Linked DNA regions of Mus musculus: region 2 is linked to region 1. The links are chromatin loops, found by intact Hi-C in ENCODE. Cell type or tissue: left cerebral cortex. All regions are shown on one strand.

Region 1 (8,000 bases):
GAAAAATGAAATTTCAGAAAATTAAGAGGTTGGCTTAAGAAGTTCATGTGAAAACTCAACAGTCCAGGTTATGGAAGAAAAGCCAAGCTGATTCACAACCAGAAGCATCTCAGGAGTGACCAGCTAGTGGCCTTAGGTTAGGGGAAGCAGGTATGCATGGGGGAGGGGTTAGGGCTCTTCCAGGCTGCTGCCATGGTCATAGCTGGTATACACAAGCGGGAGGTGAGGAGTCTGCCGTCAGCTCATTGCTGGCAAAGGATCCCAGAAAGGAATCAAGTGAGTTTATGCCACTAGAAGGCAATCCTGTCATGGATGTGAGCCTACAATCGCTTGTGTTTCTGAAGGAGAGGTGCACAGGGCTGCTGGAGACTTTGAGTCATTGGGAGGTGAAGGAAAGCACAAAACATCCCTGATGCAAGACATGTCGTTTACCCCTGGCCACCTTCTGACCTCCTTGGACCAACCCTGGCTCCTCTGGAGAAAGCAATGCTGGGGAATTTGGCTAAGGGGGAAGCACACTGGGAGTAAGAAAGTGCAGGGATGGGAAGATTAGAGGGAGCAGGACATCAAGTGCATGGAGCAAACACAGGACGAGACTGAGGATCAGGATGGGAAACAAAACATAAGGCAGGAAGAAGGGTCCAGGATGCTAAGAAGAGAAACCGAGAAGCTACAGGGACTGGAGGAATGACATCAGATACTGTGTGAGGAAAAGAAGGCTTAACGGCCCCATCCCAGCTACTGCCATGGTCATAGCTGGTATACACAAGCAGGAGGTGAGGAGTCTGCCATTTATAACTCCCCTTCTGCTCCATCCCTCTTGTCCTATTTAATCTTCCCTTCTCCCTTCTTCTCTCTACCTTTCTCCATTGTTGCCTCTTTTCCTGGGGGTTGGGGGGTGGGGGGGGGCTGTGCCTAGATCTGCTTGGTTTATTATCCCTCTCAACCTTGAGTCTAAACTCAAAACCTTCTGAGTCTAAACTCTATTCAATTGCTTCTCATAGTCAGAGAGCCTAGAAACCAAGATTCTGATTCTAGATCAGTCGCTCCAGTGCTGGAAACACTGGCTAAGGGACTTACCATGAGAAACCACCTTTTCTTATTTTATGAACCTCCTGCGGGAGCTGTCAGGGATGACGGAGCGCACACAAATGGACAATCAAAACACCAAATGACAAAGTCTTACTCTTGGATTCCTTCACAGGCCTGCACTCCTCCGGTGCCTTTAAGGGCAGGTGATCCGCGTAGCATCACCTGCTCAAGGTGGACAGGCTTTCCTGTGATCCTCACAGTCGATCGCCCAACACAATGGACAGGCTGCTGTGTCCACATCAGAGGAAGGATCTTTGCAGAACAGTCTGGGCCTTGATGGCTCTCAGAGAGCATAGGTAGGCTTCCAAACATTAAGTCAGTCTAGACTGTGGTCTAACACAGGCTCCTAGAGTTAGAGGCCAAGACGTTTGATCGATGAAGCCGATCTAGGCTTCTCACAGGTAGAATAATTGAAGTGACGTTTCAAAGAAGCACTGAATATGCATAAGGGGGAAACAGAGAGAGGGGGGGAGGGTGAGAATATGTATGAATACGAATATGGGAGAAACTGGAAAGAAACAAGTGATGGATAAAGACAAAGACAAAACCCAAGCTCTAATACTTGGTGCATAGATGTGGTGGGGCAGAGACGTGGAGAAGGATGAAGGGAGAGCATTCTGGTAGAGCAATAAGGAGGCTAAGAGGAGTTGAGCCAGGCAGCCGGTAGAGCAGGCAGATGGAACAAGAGAGACAGAGAACAGAGCCACCGAGTGGGCACGCAGTGAGGCCTGGCAGCCAAGCCCTATGGATTTCCGAGAGAAGCAGATGCTTCCACAGGAGCAGCAGCTGGTGGTCCCTGAGTGTGTGCCTCCTTGTTGACTCTAGGCCCAGTGCAGCCTCCTGGGCAGCCAGCCTCAGCCTGGAGGTGCAGTCTGGGTCTAGAGAGGCAGATGACAAGCCTTGCCCCTCTTGGCCGGGGGGGGGGGGGGGGGGGGGGGGCTCCATCTCTCCTCTGCCATCCTCTCTTAGGCCCCACCCACCTATTCCATCTTCATTCCTTCCCCCCACCCCCCATCCCCCAGGCCTCTTGAATCCCAGGAAAGTCATGAACAGCAACCCCGTGACACACCAGGAAGGAAGTGGGCTGTGTTGGAGGGGTGAGTGTGAGCTACCACAAGGGTGTATACTGTGGTGAGAGGACTGTGGAGAGGACAAATGACTCTGTGAGCCCACAGTGAAGAGCTGGCGCCAAGAAAGCTGTGGGGAGATCATCCTGCAGAACTGCTGGCGAGGACGGGAGTCGGGGCTGTTAAGCTGTCTTCTCAGAAGTCCTCTCTCCCAGGGCTGACCTGCCATGAAGCCCAGAGACGGCCACAACCTCTTCTGAGCAAAAAGAAGTTGAACTGAACCTAGGTCAAAAAAAGTTTGGATTTCCCTGGCTTCATTCTGCACAGACGGCTGCTATGTGCAAGCCCCCTCCAGTGGGTAGAAAACATCAATGGGTTTTGGTGTGGATGACAATCCCTCCACCCCACCCCACCCCCGCCTGCCCCAAGATTTCCTCTAATAGGAAGGGAGCTCAGAATAGCTAGAGAGGGAGGGATCCTTCAAGATCTAGCATTCTATTGAGACCTAAGTAACTCTCATGATGCTTCCTTCCCGACACACCTCATCCCCTCCCAGAGATCTTTGAGATAATCCTGCAGTCACTCACACACCAGGCTTCTCTGCTGTGTATGTGTCAGTCTCTCTGTGGTCCTAAACCTAAGGTCAGAGGTTCTCTCTCAGACGTGACCCCAAAGTAGACAAGAGTCTCCAGGCTCTGGGAGGGAAGGTGGCAGAGGGACAGATAGGGCTTAGGATGTAGTATCCAGTGCAGCCACAGTATGAGTGAAAGACAGGTACCAGGGAGCCAGATGGGCCAAGAAGAAACAGAAGTTAAGTAGGAAGAGACGGATAAACAGCAGACACCAAGCAACCAGCCAAGCATATGCTTTGCAAGCAGGCAACACAAGCACCCAGTAGAGTTTGGGGTGGGGGAGGGGACACGGGCCCGCAGGGAGAGGGACACCAGCTTTTTCTGTGGCTAAATGTTGCATGGTCAGAATTCGTGATCTAATCCTTCTCCGTGGAATCTCAGAAAAATGGAACAGCAGCTTGCTGGCAAGAGAAAGAAGCACTTGGCACGGTGGGGAGGAGTGCTTAGGCCTGTTGCCATGGATCAATCTGGGCGGAGGAAACTGCCCCAGGCTTGGATAGCCAGGTGCCATCTCCAAGACCCCAGAGCATAGACCCATGAAGTCTGAAATGATCCACGAGAAAAGCAGAGAATTGTGGTGTGTCTGCTCAGGAAGTCCTTCAGCCCTGCAGGTGCCAGCTTCCCGCTGATGCTGATGAAGCCCTTCAAGGCTAGAGCCCTCAGTCTGGGTGATGTCATCCCTTTGAGCTTCAGGCAGGAGAGGGGTGGAGCCAGGCTGCTGCCTTGCGGAGTTTGCAGGCTCCACCTCCAACCCAGTCAGCTTCTCGCAACCCCCACCCTCTTGGCCAGCTTTCCTGGCCAACCTTGCCAGAAACCGGATGCTGCCGCAGCGCTCCTGGGAGGAGGGCCACCTAGAATCACCCTTGCAGAAAGCCAGATCTCTACAGAAAAGGGCTTTCTTTACCTGAGTCTTCTTCACTCGTTCTTCACTGTTCCCATATTCATTTGGGGGAAGCCCTGAGGTTTCTTGTGAGGCCAGCCTTACTCTCCTCCCACTGCATGTGCTCAGTGTGCTGCCAAGTACCGGGTGTCCCAAGTACGGGAATTTCTTTAAGAACTGTCCCAAGGGAGGAGTGACTGAATCAGACAAACAGCACTGTGGATCTGACAGTGCTGAGCTAAAGGAATAAAGGTTCTGAGCTGAATATAAGCCTGCTCTAAGTCCTAAAGCCAATCACACTCTTAAGCATTGTGCCTTCACCTCTTACAAGGTCGGGCCAGACACAAGTCAGCCCTGCGCAAGCTGCTGGCTTCTCTCCAAAGCTAGCATTGGCTCCAGCTCTCTGCTTCCCCGCCTCCTCCCCTCACCCAAACTAGCCGCTGTGCTTGGAGCTTTAGGATGCCTGGAATGGGCAAAACTATGTTTCCCTAAGCCTGATTTAGCAAGATACTAGGGGATTGCCTTCAGCAACACTAGACCTGCCCAGGGTAGCACAGATGCTCATCCTAGCCTGTCCTGGGAAACACCACACTGCAGGGTCTCTTGTTTGTAGGCACTCAGCTGCTTGGTATAGTCCCAGAGCCCAAGAGCAGAAAGGAACTTTCCCAGGTGTAAGCCCTAGGCAGCAGTCTAGAGCCAAGCTTATATGCCCCAGTGCAGATTCTCAGATCAACTCCAGGGCATTCTTACTTAGCCTAAATACTAGATCTGAAGTCATACTATGTATGGTGGGGGGGGGGGGGGAGGTAGAAAAAAGGACCTGGGAATGAATTTTCTACTTTGATTCATTGAGCCCTGGACCCCAGACCTCTAGCCTACTAGGAAAATGTCCCTGAACTTTATAGTTCAAATTGTCCTACTGGTCATATATGTGTGTGTGTGTGTGTGTGTGTGTGCGTGCGTGTGTATTACTCAAAGCTGCTTTCTTTTACATCAGATTTAAGTCCCATAATACTGCCATTATGAAGACAAAATAATTCGACCTGAGTAAAATAGTAATTTGATCTAATTCTTATGAGTGGGTAAACTGAGGAAGGATTTGAGCAGATATGAAAATCTTCGCAAGTTTTGTGAAATCATACAAAAATAAGTGAGCAAAATAGCTTATTATGAATCAGCTGAGAGCTCAGGTGCCTGGACACCTAATATATAATCATGTCTCTGTTTCGTATTCTTAGCTCAAAATGAAGAGACATGACAAGATGACTGGGAACAGACGCTTCCACCCACAGACCGATGCTTGAAGAAGGAATGAGAAAAGAAAGTGGGACAATTGTGTGATAAAGTGGGCTAACACCTGACAAGTGGGCCCTGATGGCAGCAGGGTTTAGAGAGATTGAGGGGTGTGGCCTTCCTAGTGGGCGTGGTCTGGAAAGGGCGTGGTCCGCTGTGATCTCAGACTGTCTGAAGGTGCTGCTTCTGCCAACTGGGGTATGCATGTGTGTTACATGCACACCTATATTACGACTATTTATAGGGATGTCCCGGAAGGTGTTACACATGAATTTGGTAAAACTACTTTATAAGACATGTATCATTGGCATGTGCATGTAAGATAGAAAGGGAAGGACATGACTGTGTAGAGATGTGAGCGCGGCCCATGAATATTTGTCAGGGTTACCTACCATAGGGGAGAGTTTTTTACAGACAGGTTCAAGAATATGGATATGAACACAGGTTTGTGTTTGGGATCACCGCAGAGCACCAGTCATAGGGGTTTATTTCTTAGGCCTCCCGAAGAGTCACCTGTGCTTCTCTCGTTACGGTGACGTTCTCAGAGATTTCGTCATACGTTTTATAATCTATGGATACACCCGTAAGAGCATTCAAGCCCAGGAGATCTGGCAGAGCTTCTGCCCCTTTGTGGCCCCTCCTTCACTCCCCTCCCCCTCCCAATTCTGCAGAGCAGAGGAGAAGCCTTGGTTCTAGACAGATGATTGTGGCTAAAAACATTTCAATTCTAGCCTGGAGGCAGGGAAGATGCTGGGGGAGGGGGGAGAAAGTCTCTAAGAGAGATGAAGCCTTAGCAGGTCTTGTTTGGCCCCTGGATTGTCTGGCTTGAACCCCTTGGTGCCAGAAACCCCATATTGGGGTTTCTTAGACTTACAACTCCTATGCCCTCACTTGTGTATTGAAGCCATGGCTGGGCCCCAAGTCTGGTACTGAGGATGATGGGAGAAAGTCTCCCTACCCATATCTGTGAAAGCCCTGAAGAAGCATCCAGTTACTATGGAGCAGACAGGCTACCTTAGCCTTCCTCTGATTCTCAGGTGGTGCCTCAATAAGGGAAATGGTAGCTCAGCTCTCATCAGAGCCCTGTGGCTCACTCCACACAGGGCCATGAGTCTCGAGAAAGTAGATACTCCTGCATTCCCACATACCTGGCCAGCTGCCAGGGAAGGCTATCCTCTGTCACCACAGGACAGCCCCACTGCCCTCCATCCTCAGCTGTTTGAGCTGTGTTGAGCCTTTCCCTGTGGAGTGAAACTTATAAGTCAACAACCTGTGCCAAAGCTAAGACAATGTTGGCTTTAATCACGGGATGGATGGCTCACTCCTTGAGTCTAGTGGCAGCCTCTGCAGTCAGTGCCTCCACTGCAGCTGCAGGATGGAGCCATGACAAAGAGAGTAGAGGGTAGGAGTGCACAAGGAACAGACAGTGTGGCCACTGAGGGCACCTGGGACTTCTCTCCAGGACAGGAGGGGTGGTTCTTCCCGTGCCAAAGGACATCTGCGATTGGGCTCAATTTCTCCCCTTCACATTCTAGGACAAACCTATATGATCACATGGCAGAGCCTAAGGGTACAGAAGAGCTGAAAGAGACCCCAGCACCCCTTTCCAATAAGAATGTAAGAGTATTGAGACCTCTGATGAAGGGAAAAGAATTGGCGACTGTCCCAGAGGTCACTTGGGGTCATATGACTATAGCTGTGCAGGAGTTTTGTAGTTCTTGTCTGCCATTTGGTAGCATTTAGAAATGTTTCCAATGGTTCAGCAGTAGCCAGATTCTCCTGATCTGCATTGGGAGATGGCTGTGATTAAAATTCAGCTGCGCAGCTCTTGCTGGGAACTGCAGTATATATTACGCACCAGAGCAGGGCCGAGCAGAGCCTCCCACTCTGCAGCAAAGGAACGCAGAGCCCCTCCAACTGTCTGCAGGTCTCCAAGTGTGTGGTCTCTCCATGTGTTTTCCGAGAGGGGTTCACAGTTTTAACTGATTTATAAAGCAATATGCTACCTGAACAAGGCTGAGAACTGCTGCCTCACAGCATCAGGAAGATAGGCTCCAGAGAAACCTGATCTTAGCAATCAATAACTAGGCATCTAGAAACATTCAGGGTTGAACTTTTTTTTTTATGGGAATATGTTTTTTTTGCATACATTCACTTTAGAATGTAAGTTCTTCAAGAATAGGGTTCTTGTCTGTTGACTTGCCTACCAAGGTAGCTTAAGCCTAGGCCAATACCTAGCCATCATGTGTGCAAATACAAAAATTGATGGATTGATTAATCTGCCTAGTGTTTCCCTTCCCTTGGCCACTGCTTGGAGTACAAGAGTCACTAGAACTACCATCATTTGGGGACCTATGACAAATATTTTCAACAATCATTTTGTAATTGAATATTATGTCTCAGGGTTGTTCACCTACTGTCAAAGACTTATTTACCACTATGGAAAAACTCAAGGCAGTGCACCCACAACCAAGTCCAGCATTCATGCTATTGCTGCAGAGGCAGAGGAAGAACCCCTAGGAGATGGCACAGATGTGCTCAGCTTGTGCTAGAACCCAATACCCCAAACAGAACAGGCCTGCAAAATTCAGCATCTTGGAGTCTGCACATTGGCAAAAGAGCTCTAAAACGGGCTAGGACCACACTAGACCTCTGTGCAGGCTGTTAGCCCTCTGGATAAATTCTGCTTGTCCCTCCCTTCCCTCCCCACTTTGCATCCTCTGCAGCTCAGCTGCTAAGCCACTGGGGCTTAATAAGCGGGGGACAGGAGGCAAACTAGAGAGAGGCTTATCCTGGGGTAGAAAGTGCCCCCTTCTGGGACAGAAGAGAGCCATGTAGGTTCTCAAGACCTGACTGGCCAGCCCTCCTCACCTCCTTAGGTCTTGACCACAGTAGCTGGAACCTCTAGTGTTGAGATGAGCTCGGAGAGGTGGTGGACAGCTGCTGCTTCTGTCTGAAGCTAAAAATAACCTCCTTTTCCATAGCTAGCTCTGGCTGGACCAGAGCTCGGGAGAAGACTCAGACAGGAGGGACAGA
Region 2 (8,000 bases), 110 kb before region 1:
GAGCTGTTCTATGTGCATGTGTGTTTCTTGTCTGTACCTCTCCAAGGAGTGGGTGTGTGTCGCCTGTGTCTCCTTCCCCCCCTCCCCTCTCCTCCCTCTTCTCTGCAACTTGCGGAAGGAGGAGGCAGAGAGGGAAGCAAGCCCTTGCAGAAGCCTATTGGCTCTCGGTGACATCACTGTTTTCTAGAGAAAGAGCTAAGATCACTGAGTATTTTTGGAGCAAAGCAGTTGCACTCACCTGCCAGAGGCCCAGGCAGGTTTCCTAGCCTCCCTGCCCCCAACCTGGCTGCAGGCTGTTTGCAGCCCAGGCCCTCCAGAAAGGAAGAGAGCCCAGCTGCAGGGAGTGCCTCCCAGCATCCCCAGCATCCCCCACATCCCATAGGACACATGGGAGAAAAAAAAAAAAAAAAGCCGACTGAATCCAGGCATACAAAGAGCAGAACTGGACCAAAAGGAAAGAATTCCCAGCAGCATCCATGAGCCAAAATAATGGGGATCGGGGGAAGGGTGGACAAGTGTGTATGTGCATGTATGTGCACACATGCAAAACTATCTGTAGCACAGCCTGTGTGGAGATTAGGAGACAAACTATAAAAGCCTGGGGAAGTAGAAGGGATTTTTCCCGGGGTCAAAGAGGCTCAGGAAAGGTAGCTCCTTTGCCCCTAGAGTCTAGGCAGAAGGCAGAGAGCTGGAGAACATCAGGAAGTTCTAATAGTCAACGTCTGCTCTGGACAACAGGCTGCCAAGTCCAAGGCTCTGGAGGGCAATGCCCAGAGGTAGGTCACCTTTGGCACGGGTCCCCACAGTGCCAGCTGCTCATTTGCACCTGCACTGCCTGGTTCTCGCTGCATCTCAATAAGACAGCCTCTTCACACCTTCCTTCCCAGCCCTGGAAAGAAGGCTGCAGGTTCACACTCCTAGCCTCAGCCAGCCCCTGGACTGAGTGCCCTGAGCCCCAAGCATGAAGCACACCCCCAAATAGCAGGGTAAGTGCTCTCCCACCAGCATCTCTTCTCAGGGGCATTCCAAACAGAGGCAAGCGACTGCACAGTGGATGCATCCCAAAGATGATACACGAGACAAAATGAGACAGGTTTCTCCACAAGGAAGATGAGGGGGAAGCCATGTCTCAGCCTCCACACTCAGCACAAGCTCTCCTTGGTTTCTGGATCTGAAAATAGTCATCTTCTCTTTCCCTTCTTACACACCTTACACACACACACACACACACACACACACACACACACACAGAATGGGTATGTTCCCTCACTCTATTACCCACAGACACTTCTCTCTAGGTCTCATATTCTCTGAGCCAAAATATGTCTAATAAACATCTCTCCAGAAAAGCTCAATGAGTGGGGAGGGGACAAGGGGGAGTCATTAATGAGGGGCTTGAAAAAGGAGAAATTGGGAAATCAAACACAAGGGCAAGCAAATCCCCATCCAGGGGTGAAAGAGACTCAGGTTAGGGAATTAGGGGGGAGGGGCACAAATGTATCTCATGCAAGCTGGTGGCTGGTCCAACCCAACTAGGGAGTCACTCTTATGGCAATTCCCATAACAAAAGACAATGAAACTCAAAAAATCACCTACAGAAGGCAGACAGGCATTTTGGTCCCCAGCAGGGCCACAGAGAACAGCTGGAAGGCAGGGGAAGGAGGAGGGGAAAGGTAATGCTTAGAAATAATGACCTCAGATCCCCCCCCCCCCCAGACTGGCTTTGGCAAGGGGTAGGCACATCAAAAAGGCTAGGAAACACCCTGAGCCCCACACGCACTTTTCAAGAGGATCTGACTCCTGAGTGGCTCCCCAGCCCACTTTTTGGGCTATGCCACCCTGGCAGGAAAGAGAAAGCAAGAGGGCAGGTAGAAGGAACAGGCAGGCCCCTACAGGTTGGCTGACCTTTTGGAAAGCCCATAGGATACAAATCTCCCATTCTCTGGGCCAGGTGGTACCCGGTGGGTAGCTGAGTCCAAAGCTGTCAGCAGACACCCTGTGTGCACAGAACTACAAAGCATCCAAGGCTTGGCACAACCCCACAACCTGGAGCCAAGAAAGGTCTGGGAAGGAAGGGTCCTAGGATAGAAAACTACTTCTCAGTACCAGGAAAAGAGGCAAGAGACAGGTGCAGAAACCCTCACTGCACCCGGGAGACAAGTAGAACACTACCCAGCCCCACACCACACACAGGGTCTGTACCAGGAGTATGATGCTACATGCCCATAGTGTGGCCCCTGACACAGGTCTGCTATTTCTGTCTTGCAAATGGGTTTCCCAAAAGTTACCTAAGTAACAAATAGTGGATCAAGAGTCCTTCCAGAACCCACATGACCAAAGCCTCTCTCCCCTATACAGAGTCAGAGCTTCCACCCACAGTCAGCAGAGGTTTTGAGAGTCCAGACTCCACATCCCAAGACCACAGATGGATTCTGAATAGGCCTTCCTCCTAGAAGCACTTAGATCAGATGGTGACCATCTAGTGAAGGTCACTCTGCCTGATCCTGAAAGTCCTGCCAGGCTGGACCATGGCTAAGAGGAGGGAAGACAAAGGCTGACTACCAGCCTCCATGGCTCCTCATGGCAGCCTCCTCTTCCTCCTCCTCTGGGCACCAGACTCTCAAACCACAGGCCTGTTGTCTAATAATACCAGCGACAGCCACCGCCACCTCCATCTGCCAGCCTAAAAATAATCCCTGCTGAGTCCAAAAAAGACACAGCCCCCAATAGTCCCCCAATCCCTCCTCCTCAGCAGGCCAGGAGGCTCCAGGAGATTCCAGGAAGCTAGCAGACTTGGGCTCCCACCACGTGGGAGGCACACACCCAGAGGAGGACCTGAGGACAGCAGAAAGCTGGCTCCTGCCACCCAGCACTGCGTAAGGAGCACACAAGAGAGTCTAGCCTAGAGATACAACCAGTACCCAGGACACGAGGGACTCCCATTCTCTGCCTACACAGGTTGGGTGGGTTTGAGACCATCTATAACATCTATCATCCTTCTACCTAGAAAGGACTCTCACACTCTAGAAAAGCCCTACCTTGCTGTGGCTCCTGGCCAATATCCTCACAGCCTTTCTGCACCCCTCCCAGGAGGCCAAGAGACCAAGGTAGGTAAGCTCCAACTTTAGGAACAGCAAGGTACTGGGAGGACTGGGCTCCACCTCCAACCCCTCTGGCTGGACTGCCGCACCACCACCACCGCCACCTCCAATAGCATTGGTAGTGCCAGTGCTATTAGTGACCTTAATTTGCTGGGCTAGATTATATTTCCAAGAACCCTTTCCCCAGGAGCCACGGGCAGGAAGGAAGTCTGTAACTCAATCTCAGTTCATAGCTCCTCAGCAGAAAAGTGAAGTCATACCCACCCCCTACACCCACAACCTAGCCCTGACACCTAGAAAGAAGCCTGTCCTCCCGTAGCCTGTGTACCCCACAGGGCATCCTGCTCTGTACACCGCAAGGCTAGCCAGTAAGGGCATCATAGGTCAGATAGGCATAGGATATGAGTGAGAGATTACTCCCTCCCGGTAGAGCAACAGCATCCCTGCTCCGAACCAGGACGCAAGCAATGCATCACTGCTACAATCTGTGCCCATGAACGAGCTTTTTGCCACAGCCCCACATCTAGGGTATACTTCACCAGGAAGAAGATAAGGGGGCAGCATAGAAGGCACAAGGCCACGTAGGTTATCAGTCCCCTCTTTGTCCAAAGGTCAGGCAGGCAGGTCACAGCCCTGACCTCACGGAACTTACAAAACCCTCGAAGAGGCCCCATCTCCACTCACCACTCTCCTGGTTACTCATGCAAGAGCGAATAGGAAAGCAGGAAGATTTCTAAGAAAAATAGGTCAGTTGCCTCCGGCAGACCAGACCACACCCATGGGCAGTGCCCCTGGGGCAGAAGCCTGACTGCAAGCTGCTCCTCCAACCCCAATCCTCTCCCATCTCCCCAGATGCCCAGAGCTTTCTTTATCTACCCTGGACTGTGCCAGACTGATGGCAACTAATGCCTCCTAGCAAGAGAGGCAGTCGGCTTCCCCGTGGGCCAAGCCTCTGCCCTGTTACTTAGGCTTTCGGTATTGAACCTCAGGCAGTTCTTCGCCCCAGCTCTGGGCTGGAGCCTCCAACTCTAAGAACATCTGGGCTACGAGAACAGGGACGCAGGTGCAGAGCAACGAACAGGGAAGCAAGCAGCTTGCCGAGCAGTCTCGCTGCATCCCCAAGTACTCAAGAGGGGCTCCTACCTCAGACTTGTCCATAAATGCTCCTGTCCTGATGTGCTCCACGCAAGTGCACATAAACACACAAGTGCTTGCAAGGGCACGCTACACATCTAACTAAGTGGAAACACCGGTTACAGAGGCACATACACATACATACGGGGATATATGTGTGTGTGCACACATTTAAAAATATGCACACTTACTCATGCATATAGGAATATACATAACACATCCTAGGGCGCGTATGTATATGTACACATGCACACTTCTTCTAAGAAGCCAAAAGTTCTTACCAATCACAGCTCATCAAGATCCACTCTTCACACAAATTGTTCAACCCATCCCTGGAAGCAGAGGGAAGGGGGGGGGGGGTCATGTCACTCCAGGGTGGGGGTGGGGAGAGCAGCTGAGAAGCCTCCAGAAGGGAGCAGCTCTCGTGGAGACAGGAATCAGTTAAATCTCACTGTTCCTGATGCTATCCTAACTCCGGCCTCACCTCCCACCCCCGCATTTTCAGTGCAAACAGGAGGGCTGCAGGGAAACCTAATGAGCACCCAACAGAATGGAGAAAAAAAAAGCAAACCGAACAGGCTGGCCAACTCTGAGGACAGAGAGGGAGCCTAGACCCTGGAAAGTGCCAGGCACAGCAAAGAAGGGACGGATACAAGCTCTCTAACTGAGCAACCTTTACTCCTTGAGAAACCAGACCCCAACTCTCCGTCTCAGATATAAACTTGAAACCACCTGAACCAGGGACCTGACAACTCCAGGGACTGCTGCATGCTGGGCTATCGGCCTACTGCTTCCAGCTGACTCTTTCCAGTACTCAGCAGCATCATGCCTCCTCCCACACATACCTATTCCAGCTTCTTGCAGGGGGGCCTCCTACCAGACACACCCCCGCCTCCGTGTAAATGTCCTGAGACACACTCATACCAGCACTCACCACCCGGCACCAAGTTCTTCCCAGCTGAGAGGCTGTCCTGGGCTTTAAACATACTCCTTCTCATCTCCATCCACAAAGGAAGGCTGGGTGGACAAAGCCAGAGAGGACAGAGGGCACTGCTCCAAGCACAAGCAGAATCTGAATCAGATTTTCATTGGCCTGGGCACACAGGAGCCAGGGAGTCCACCAGCAGACTCGGTGGAGGTAACACTGGGAATGAAGAACAGACTTCCCTCCCTTACAGGAGGTTGAATGTCAATTATACCTCGCGCAGGATTTCCACATAGTGTGGAAACTCCCCCAGATTGCTGGGCAGATGTCTGTGATGCAGAGACTACTACATCAATAGCCTTCCTCCTCTCCTCTCCTCTCCTCTCCTCTCCTCTCCTCTCCTGTCCCCCTCCCTCCCTCCCTCCCTCCCTGAGACAGGGTTTCTCCATGTCCTGAAACTCTCTCTGTACAACAGAGATCCACCTGCCTCCACCTTTCTCTTTTCTTTACCCTCCCAACTGGATCACAGAGCTCAGTTACTTCCAAGATGCCTGACCAGAGTCAAAAGGAAGAGCCCATGCCCACCTCTGTCCCAGACTTGCAAGCTGACAGTTTGATGGGCCTGATTCTTTTCACCTAGAGCGACTCCTGCTTTGCACACAGTCCCTGAGGTTGAAGGATTTCTCCAAAGTCACCTCTGCCCCTCTCAGAACATCTGGATCCCATAAGGCCTCTCTCATCAGCACTGGCAACCCTGGCCTCACAGGCGAGCAGGTGCCCTTCCCCCGCTCTAGGCTGTAGCATCTGGCAGCCAGCAATACTTCAGCTTTGCAGACCTTGTAAAGGACTTCCAAGCAATTCTGCATGCCCCACCCACACTTCCCTGGGATGCAGGAAAGAGAGGTTCCACCAGGCAAGGTCAGCCCAGGAAGGGGTCTAGCTTCCTCGGAGGCAATCTTCTGAATGTCCCCCAACACACTCTTAACTCTCCGCTCCCTGCATAACCCAATAGGAATCCCATCCCATAGATCCTGAAATGCTAACACTGATGTCTGGTGAGCACATATTTCACAACAGGCACCCAGCCACTTCGTCACAGAACTGTTCACACACTCCAAGCCTCTACAAACTCCTACAGCTAACCCACTTTCCACTGAGGTAAGTGACATTTAGAAAAGCTGAGAAATGTGTCCAAGGTCACGGGGTCAGCAAGTGGGACGGCCAGGATTTGAATCTTGTCCATTTATCAGTAAGCCTATGTCTGTAAGTGCCTCATTGAGCCATTTCAGACTAAAAAGAATCCAAGACCAATCAGGTCACCCTTGCTCCCAGACAGAAGAGTAGGAGTTCCAGACAGAAGGACCAATAACCTTCACAACCAACAACCTTCAACACTGGGAAGTTCCTTCTTCAATCTAGCCATTCTGTGAATCTCGGCAATATAAACCCAATTTCCTGTAGTCTGTGTTTAAATTAAAACAAAACAAAAAAAAAATCTGTCCCTTGCTAAAGTTGGGAGGCTAGTTGAAGAGCCCTCCTTAGGTGTCTCTTCAATTCGGATGCTAGCACAGCCTTTTGTGCTTTCAGGGACAGCCCCACAGCAGAATATACCAAAACCCAGAGGGGAGGAGGAGGAGGAAGTCACTGAAAGACTGCATGGGAAGGGGGAAGGGAGAAGCACAGCAAGATCCACCTTTTTTCCATAAGCTTCTTCTGAGGTCACTCTGTCTCGGTTTTCCCACCTGACAAATGGAAACCTTTATAACCATCCCGACCATCATAGTGCTTGTTGGAAAGCTGTCCTTCCCTTCGCCCCACTCTCTCGTTTCAGAACCCCCTCTCAAGTAGCAGAGGAGATACATTCCAATCCGGAAACTTTCTCAAACCACTCCCCCCCACACGCCCCGAGGCAAGGTGCAAAAGAAGCCGGGGAAGCCCGCGCCTCCAGCAGAGCCCTTCAAAAAGGCTCCCTAGTCCGCAGAATCTCGTCACCCTGTCGCCTTCCACCCACAGACCGTTCCTCTCCCGCCGCCATCTCCCTGCTTTGCGAACTTGCCCGCAGTCGGGTCGGTTCCGCGCGCAGAAACCGTGAGCTCAGAGTCCTGGCAGCTTCCAGGCTCGGCTCTGACTTCCATACAAGGGCCGAGAGCCGGGTGCCACCCAGAGCTCTGCCATCTCCAAAGCGAAAGCCCTCGCGCTCAAGTATGCACCCCGCGCCTTGGCTTCTCCCTAGCTTTTTCTTGGGCTCAAACCCGAGAAGGCAGAAATAAAAAATCCCACTCGACTCTGAGACGCAGCTGGGCAGACCCCTCCCTCGCGGCCCTCGCCCCGAGGCCGCTGGGCCGGGCAGCCTGAAGCGCGGCGACGGCGCCTCCCCGGGAACTTTTGCCTGGCCGGGGCCCAGATGCAGTCAAGGTGGGCGCGGGCGGCCGACAGAACCAAGAAGAGCAGATGCTGCTCGGAGCCTCTAGGTCAATTCTGCTTGTCACCTGCCAAGGGGATCCGACCTCCGCGGCCAAGATGTGTGGAAAGGAAGGGCGCGGGGCGGAGAACCCGATCCCTTCGAGGCGGCTGCGGGGACTCCCAACCTCTTAATCGCGCCTCCCTTCAAGGGCTCCTCCATCCAGCGGTGCTGTGCAGGGCTGGGACGCGCGGAATCCTGCCTAAAGACCATCAAAGTCCCCAGCAGCCAGAGTTAGAGCACTAGGGGTTCCCCAAAGCTCAGATTCGACGTGTGGTTGTGAACCAAGGGGCCTAAGGTAGACTAAGTCCACTTTGATTCCAAGGCGTTCGCAGCCCAAGGGCTCCCGCACCTTCCCGCCGAGTTCCTCCCACCCGCA

The links. A loop is a pair of places that touch in the nucleus more often than their neighbours do. Peaks named below come from ENCODE experiments on the same cell type or tissue, not always from the same donor. Only the 100,000 strongest peaks of a DNase experiment are listed, where the experiment ranks them.
Region 2: it touches region 1 in a loop (6-fold over the local background); 8 of 42 quality-filtered maps call a loop at or near these places.

The regions. Positions count from the first base shown.
Region 1 is chr9:27,187,692-27,195,691 of GRCm38, reverse strand. No RefSeq gene overlaps it. Among named protein-coding and RNA genes, the nearest start is that of Jam3, 36 kb to the right of the region's middle. In left cerebral cortex, no CTCF peak of the experiment used is centred here; DNase peaks (open chromatin) are centred at 4,030, 4,978, 6,198, 6,790 and 4 more places; H3K4me3 peaks cover 932 bases; H3K27ac peaks cover 5,413 bases.
Region 2 is chr9:27,299,664-27,307,663 of GRCm38, reverse strand. The region is part of intron 1 of Igsf9b (immunoglobulin superfamily, member 9B); the gene reads right to left. Among named protein-coding and RNA genes, the nearest start is that of Igsf9b, 4.6 kb to the right of the region's middle. In left cerebral cortex, no CTCF peak of the experiment used is centred here; DNase peaks (open chromatin) are centred at 6,824, 7,059, 7,509, 7,752 and 7 more places; H3K4me3 peaks cover 5,623 bases; H3K27ac peaks cover 5,504 bases.